Regions from separate parts of the Homo sapiens genome. Here region 1 is linked to region 2. Evidence: read pairs that join two places in POLR2A ChIA-PET (ENCODE). Cell type or tissue: Panc1. All regions are shown on one strand. Links, peaks and the distances in the headings refer to the core of each region. The heading gives the core; the rest is flanking DNA.

Region 1 (2,500 bases), core at 1-2,500, 680 kb after region 2:
AGGACAGACCCTAGAGCGGCACTTCGGGGGTCAGTGAGGTCAACACAACCGCCACAAAGACACCACGATCACTGTCGCTGCCACTTTCCCTCTTGCGGTCTCAGGAGGGCACAGGGAGGCCTTTGGAGGCTGCGTCACCAGGGACGGCTCCGCCATGTTGACAGCTAAAAGAGGGGGCGCGCTTGTCTTCTTGTGCTCTGAATTTCTCAGCTTTCAATTTATTTGGTTTTTTTTTTTTTTGAGACAAAGTCTCGCTCTGTCTCCCAGGCTGGAATGCAGTGGTACAATCTTGGTTCACTGCAGCCTCAACCTTTCAGGCTCAAGTGATCTTCCCACCTTGGCCTCCCGAGTAGCTAGGACTACAGGCATGCGCCACCATGCCCGGCTAATTTTCATTTTTTGTAGAGACGGGGTCTTGCTACATGGCCCAGGCTGGTCTCAAACTCCCAACCTCAAGCGATCCTCGCCTCAGCCTCCCAAAGTGCTGGGATTACAGGTGTGAGCTACCATGCCTGGCCTCAACTTCTAACACACTAACAGCCGGCAGACATAATCCACACAGACACAGGCTCCTGGGGCTATTGGATCATTCTGGATGATGTAAAGGGTCCTGAAATCCGTTTGAGAACCCCTGACCTGGAAAGACTCCAACACAGCGCACGTAAGGATCTGTTCCAGCACATTCCACAGCAGCATTCTTCCTAGCCAGAAAACCCAGACACACCAACTGAGGCTGGATTAAAGTATGCAATCTAATTGACCAACTATGTCCACGGGGACAATTCTGGCCTGCACCTCTTTTGTTTTGGTTTTGTTTTTTGTTTTGCTTTTTTTTTGAGACGGAGTCTTGCTCTGTCGCCCAGGCTGGAGTGCAGTGGTGGGATCTCAGCTCACTGCAACCTCCCACCTCCCAGGTTCAAGCGATTCTCCTGCCTCAGCCTCCTAAGTGGAACTACAGACATGCGCCACCACGTCTGGCTAATTTTTGTATTTTTAGTAGAGACGGGGTTTCACCATGTTGGCACGCTGTTCTAGAACTCCTGACCTCAGGTGATCCGCCTGCCTTGGCCTCCCAAAGCACCGGGATTACAATCATGAGCCACTGGGCCCCGCCATACCTGTTTTTATAAATCAAGTTTTATTGGAACAAAGCCACGCCCACCGGTTTACAGATTGTCTACAGCTGCTTCGGGGCCACAACAGCAGTGGTGAGTCACCCTAACAGAGGCCGCGCCCTCTACCAGGGAGCCATCCTGGGGGAGGGATGCCGCAGTGGGTGGGAGCTGGTGGTGGGGACCCTCCCTCCCGCAGACAGAAGGGCAGGTCTCTGCAAGGGGGCCGTCCAGTGGGGACACCTGAGGCATCACTGTGACAAGTGACTCTTGCAAGGCCATTCCTGGGCCACCATTTCAACTGAGGCATCAGACTGACCTTAATCCTGCCTTTGAGGCATGGAAGTCTCTGGGAATATTTGTGGTTGTCATGACTGGTAGGGCAGGATGCTCTGGCATGGAGTGGGTGGAGGCCAGGGACGCTGCTCCGCACCCTGCAGTGCCCAGGACGGTCCCAGCCAGAGGATGACCTGGCCCCAAACATCCACAGTGCAGAGCGGGACAGGCCCTGTGCTAAGAGATTGATTTCGCTTTCATTGTGAGCCTGGCACAGGGCTCACTCCGCCCTTCAAATCCACAACCTCATTGAATTCGCACTGCGCTGCAGCGTGGTGGGTATTAGCCCTATCTAAAATAAGATGATGTGGGAGCTGGCGAGTCGCGGGCCAGGGATGCTGAAAAGATTATGTACAGTGCAGAGCGTTGTACCCGAGCAGGTTAAAGGTGCCGCAAAAGACAGCTATTGTTATTTTGATGTGCAGCCAAAAAAAAAAAAAAGATTGAGGGGTGGGGGCCGCAGATGCCTCTCCCGTTGCCTAGGCTGGGCCGTCTGCCCAAAGTCACTGCCCTCGATCAGCTCCCTGCGTTCCCGCCCATCAAGTGACATCACTGTCACCCTATTCAGCCCAAGTGAGACCACCACGAGATCCTCCATATTCCGAGACAGACCCAACTCTGTTCTGCTCTGGGGTCTCCATCAACTTCACTGCAGACCTTGGGCTGCTAGGCCAGGTTTCTTTAAACAGGGAAAAAAAAAGACTGTGAACACTCTAGAACATTCTATAAGGACAACTGCCCATTTGTGCCCACCGGGAACTGTGTTGCTTTCTATCACGTTAGCCTGGGTGCCTGCAGACTTCACGCTCTGGGAGGTGCTGCTGTGTGCCTCTGTCCCGCCTTCCCGCCACTGTCCAAACCTCCCTGCTGCCAGCTCACTTTCCCAGCCATGCAAGTGGGGAAACTGCATCACCTCTCTGTGGCCCGGAAGACAGAAGCAACGACACGATCTCTTAAAAGCTACTGCATGGGGGCCGGATGCGACGGTTCACACCTCTAATCCCAGCACTTTGGGAGGCCAAGGTGGGGGAGGGGGGTGTGAATCACCTGAG
Region 2 (5,181 bases), core at 1,106-3,605:
CAGCACGGGCATACTAAAGCCTCCGTGTGTCCAGTTGGGCTCCTCGGCTTCCTCTGCACACACGTCCCCTGTGCCTGCCATGGGACCACAGACAGAGGATGTGCTGGAGCTTGCACTTTCTGTGTAATATGCCTTGGAGGTCTCTACATACAGACACATACGGTTTGGCTTTTTTCCTTTTTGCTTTTTTTTCTTTTCGCTTTTACATATATTTTTTATTTTATGCATGATATTTACCTATTAAAAAAAATAAAGGGTGGGAGTGTCTCACTTTGTTGCTTAGCCTGGCTTCAAGTGATTCTCTCGCCTTGATCTTCCAAACTTGCTGGATTAGAGGTGTGCGCCACCACTCCCAGCCTCTTTTAACGTTTAAATTTTGAAATAAAGTGCTGTTCAGAAAGGTTGTGGAGGGGACTTAAATCTCCTGGGTGTGTTGCACCTGCCAGGTCGCTAGTAAGTGGCTAAGCTGGCCTGAGAACCCAGGAGTCCCGTGCTGACACTGTTGCCTGCTGTGCTGCCCACTGTGCGGTGGTATGTGGGCATCTGTCACCTTATTCTACTGCAGTGTGTGTAAGACATCTGCCCGTCTCGTAGGCAAAGCTTGCCATCAAAGTGCTGGGTGATGTGTGTCTCTCCTGTGTCTGTGTGCCCCTTTCTCCCCAGCCTGCATTTTATTAATAATTGGTGTAATGTCTCATCTTGACCTTTGCCTGTCTTTCTGTTGGGTTGGTTTGTTTTTCATTGCTCGCTCTTTCTCTCCTATGGGGGCTAATTAGGGAAATAAACTGAGTAGCTTTTTAAAAATGTCATTTCCCAGGCCCCTGCCCCAGAGATTCTGTGTGGATCAGCAGGAGGCCTCAGGTTCTGTGTTGTTTAAAAGCTTCCTGGGAGGGTCTGATGTGTAGCCAGTTTGGGTGAGGGGCCCTGGAGAACCTTGGAAATGGGAGTCAGTTGTTACAGCTCTGAGCTTTATGCCACAGATAGAAAATGATGAATGTAGGCTGGGTGCGGTGGCTCACACCTGTAATCCCGGCACTTTGGGAGGATGAAGCAGCAGATCACTTGAGCTCAGGAGTTTGAGACCAGCCTGGACAATAGGGCGAAACCCTGTCTCTACAAAAATAGAAAAATTAGTCAGGCATGGTGGTGTGCACCTGTGGTCTCAGCTACTGAGGAGGCTGAGGTGGGAGGATCACTTGATCCTGCAGTGAGCTGTGACTGAGCCACTGTACTCCAGGCTGGACAACAGAACAAGACTGGGTCTCAAACCCAAAAAACCTACAAAAAATAAATTACGGAAGTTGGCTATTAGTGTTCTGTACCTTATTAGGAGCACTGTTTTGCATTAAAGCATTTTGGCATATTCTCTTTATTTATTTGAGACGGAGTCCCGCTCTGTCACCCAGGCTGGAGTACAGTGGCGCAATCTCAGCTCACTGCCACCTCTGCTTCCCAGGTTCAAGCGATTCTTCTGCTTCAGCCTCTTAAGTAGCTGGGATTACAGGCATGCGCCACCACGCCTAGCTAATTTTTGTATTTTTAGTTGAGACGGGGTTTCACCATGTTGGTCAGGCTGGTCTCGAACTCCTGATGTTGTGATCCGCCCACCTTGGCCTCCTGAAATGCTGGGATTACAGGTGTGAGCCACTGCGCCCGGCCTGGCATATTCTATTTAGAGCTGTCTGCCTGAGTCCTGAGCCAGCAGTTGAGATGTGAAACATGTAGTCTGCCCTCCAGCTGTCCAAACAGCTGGCCTGACTGCTGTCCCCTCTGAACTAATGGCCACAGTGGCCCTGTGCGGATGTGCCCGTGGCTCTGAGAGGCCTAGGTTTGCTTTGGATTATGTGAGTCCTTGGCTGTGCTATGCTAGAAGAACTGTGCCTGTAGGTTTTCTGAGGCGTGGGCCAACCTCTTCTCTTCCATGAATGCCCCTTGACATCTGAAAGCAGGATTCTGGATTAGGCAGTAAAATGCAAACTTGGAGGGAAGCAGCCTATGCCTGGGCCTCTGGTCTGGAGACCACAGCCTTCCATCTACACCATGTGGGGCCAGAGAATCTTAGTCTCATGCACACGTGCATAATCTCCATTGTTTGTTTGTTGCAATCATTTTCCTGACATTAATAAACCAGTTTTGGTAAACAGAGCTCCAAGAGTCAGGATCGCAAGTCAGAAAGCAAAGAAAAGAGAGACATCTTGTCGTTTGATAAAATCAAAGAACAAAGGGAGAGAGAGCGCCAGAGGCAGCGGGAACGGGAGATCCGCGAAACGGAGAGGCGGCGGTGAGTGGAGCTGGGTGAGGCTGTGGGCTGGTGGTTTCCTCTCGGGGTGGCTGTCCTTCTCCCAGCTGTACTTGGAGTGCGCAGTCTGTGTGCCCGAGAGCCAGTGCCTGGGCTGGCGGGTGTCGTGCTTAACCTGGGTCCTCGAGGCAGGGGCCAGCACCTGTTCACACGTGAGCCGCCAGACATGCCAGGTGGCATGAAAGTCATCAAAGGGCCAGGTGCAGTGGCTCACACCTGTAATCCGAGCACTTTGGGATGCCAGGGCCAGAGGATCCCCTGAAGCCAGGAGTTCAAGACCATCCTAGGCAATGTAGCGAGACCCCACCTCTACAAAATATTTAAAAATTAGCTGGGCATGGTGGCGTGCACTTGTAGTCCCAGCTACTCAGGAGGTTGAGGTGGGAGGATTGCTGGAGCCCAGAAGCTCAAGGCTGCAGTGAGCTGTGATCACAACAGTGCACTGCAGACTGGGTGACAGAGTGAGACCCTGTCTCTTAAAAAGAAGTCATCAAAGCCCTTTACAGTATATGGGGTTTGGCTATGTTGCCAGGCTGATAACTGCTGGGCCCAAGCGATCCTCCTGCGTCAGCCTCCCTAAGTGCTGGATTACAGGCTGAGCCTTCTGCTGGCTCAAAGTCTATTTTCGCCCCTCCTCTGATGTTGGACCTTGGCCCGTGTGGAAGGCCCAGCCGTGTGTGGCTTTGATGGGATGGGATGGTGCCTGGGTGCTGAGGCCTGTCTTCCCTGTTGAAACCTTTCACCTAAGGTCAGAAACTGCAAGCAGAGTCCAGTTGTCATTTTGCCGCGGCTCCCTTCTGGGCTGTGGTCTTGAAGGAGGCTTGTCCCTCTGCCTTGACATTCGGCCTTTTCATGTCGGGATGCCCGGCGTTCTCTTGTCACTTTTCCTCAAATATTGCTCAGTAAAGCAAAAGCTGTGCTCACAGCATTTGGAAAATGTTCTCGAGCAAACCTAGAAATGTTGCCAGCTGTGCTGCCTTTGCTTTTCTTAAGGTAGCTTTGTTAAGTAAGGTAACCCCCTGCACGCGCAGCTTTAGGGAAGCCCGGTGAGCTTTTGGATCCATTTTTTTTTTCTGCTTCCAATACACACCCAGTTTTGGGCACCGGGCTTTCTCCTTGGAGGCTCACGCAGGGAGTTCAGGGCAGCCTCACCTGTCCCCGCAGGGAGCGCGAGCAGCGGGAGCGGGAGCAACGCCTCGAGGCCTTCCATGAGCGGAAGGAGAAGGCCCGGCTACAGCGGGAACGCCTGCAGCTCGAGTGCCAGCGCCAGCGGCTGGAGCGGGAGCGCATGGAGCGGGAGCGGCTGGAGCGCGAGCGCATGCGCGTGGAGCGTGAGCGCAGGAAGGAGCAGGAGCGCATCCACCGCGAGCGCGAGGAGCTGCGGCGCCAGCAGGAGCAGCTGCGTTACGAGCAGGAGCGGCGGCCCGGGCGGAGGCCCTACGACCTGGACCGGTGAGTCCCGCCCAGAGCGTGGGCAGGACGGAGACCAGCGTGGCAGCGGTGTTCACCCTTCCAGCAGAACAGCGGCTTCCCTTCCGTCCCTGTCGGTGGGGAGAATGAAATTTGATATGGAGCATGCGCCTTGGGGACCCCCCGCCGATCTCACTGCGCTGCTGCAGGTTTATTAGTTCGCTGTCCTCACCGGAGGCTGTGTAGCATCTTCCTGAACTTGAGTTATTCTGGGAAACTTGATGGCTGCCACTTGCTGAAGGGTTTGTGATGCTTTTCCTCTCCACTTACCCGTGGAGCATAGCTGTTCTCTGTCTTGCGAGACAACCGAACGCCCGTTAGGCCCAAGTTGGCCACCGCTGACTCTGCCGGTCTCATGTGTCCTTGTAGACAGAGAGGCAGAGCAGGCGCTGTGGAAAAGGAAATTGCCTCTGATTTAGAAAGTAGGTTTATTGGTCTCTAGCTACCCCAGGCGGCTTAATTGACAGTCACCCTTCACCCCGCTCTCCGTGAGCCTAGTTTTCTGGTAAAAATCAGGAAGAAGATAATTGGATGCCGTCCAGAGCTGTGTGTAGTTCACTATCACCCCATCTAATTCTCTTTGCTTTTGCAAGAAACTCAGAGGGAGATTCAGGCTCCCGTGGAAGGCAGGGAAAGTAAAAGTGTGGCAACTCGAATGCTATTCCAGAAGAATCAAATATTTCTTTTCAGTTGCTCATGAGGGGGGATCAAGGTAATAACAGCCTCACGAGACAATGAGCTCACAGCAGTGCTCCTTTTGGGACTGTTGGATGAGAACACAAGTGTGCCTCTCGGCTGTTAATGGCGGTTTTAATTTATCAGATCAAAGCAATGATGATCGAATGTTTAGAGATTAGCCCTGCAGGACATTTTAAACGATACTGGGTCTGGGGAGAGAGCTCCCCTCCCCACCTCCACCTCCTCCTTTTTTCCTCCTCCTCTCTCATTAATGGAATTTGTATTCTTTTAAAATAAAAACCAACAGACGAGATGATGCCTATTGGCCAGAAGGAAAGCGTGTGGCAATGGAGGACCGATATCGTGCAGACTTTCCCCGGCCAGACCACCGCTTTCACGACTTCGATCATCGAGACCGGGGCCAGTACCAGGACCACGCCATCGACAGGTCAGTGGTCTTGTCCCCTCCTTTAGCTACAGTCATTGTGGGCACCGGGGCATCCAGCTGACCTCGTTCTCAGCCCAGTGCAGGGGTTCCTGTGTGCTCTGAAGCCTCGTTTACTTCTGAGATCCACAGTGGATGACTCTGGCCTTGCACAGAACTTGAGCGAGTTGCTGGAATCCCCAGCTTACCTCAGAGGAAGGCATCTCAGAGCTCATTCCATCCACCGACTCTTTTCATAGGTGGGCCAGGAGGGGCCTGAGTGCAGGCCATCTACACTGAGCTCTCTTGT

What was found. ChIA-PET counts read pairs that join two places held together with the same protein. Peaks named below come from ENCODE experiments on the same cell type or tissue, not always from the same donor. Only the 100,000 strongest peaks of a DNase experiment are listed, where the experiment ranks them.
Region 1: POLR2A ChIA-PET joins it to region 2 with 10 read pairs; 3 of 35 experiments call an interaction of 5 or more read pairs at or near these places.

The regions. Positions count from the first base shown.
Region 1 is chr19:4,914,046-4,916,545 of GRCh38, reverse strand. The region is part of intron 2 of UHRF1 (ubiquitin like with PHD and ring finger domains 1); the gene reads right to left. It also overlaps a transcript of ARRDC5 not described here. Among named protein-coding and RNA genes, the nearest start is that of UHRF1, 5.8 kb to the right of the region's middle. RefSeq lists an enhancer at 1,238-1,287. In Panc1, for the core only: no CTCF peak of the experiment used is centred there; a DNase peak (open chromatin) is centred at 1,235; H3K27ac peaks cover 1,686 bases.
Region 2 is chr19:5,592,461-5,597,641 of GRCh38, reverse strand. It overlaps SAFB2 (scaffold attachment factor B2), which reads left to right. Exons shown (of 21, transcript NM_014649.3): 14 at 2,145-2,281; 15 at 3,464-3,751; 16 at 4,755-4,895. Among named protein-coding and RNA genes, the nearest start is that of TINCR, 27 kb to the right of the region's middle. In Panc1, for the core only: no CTCF peak of the experiment used is centred there; no DNase peak of the experiment used is centred there.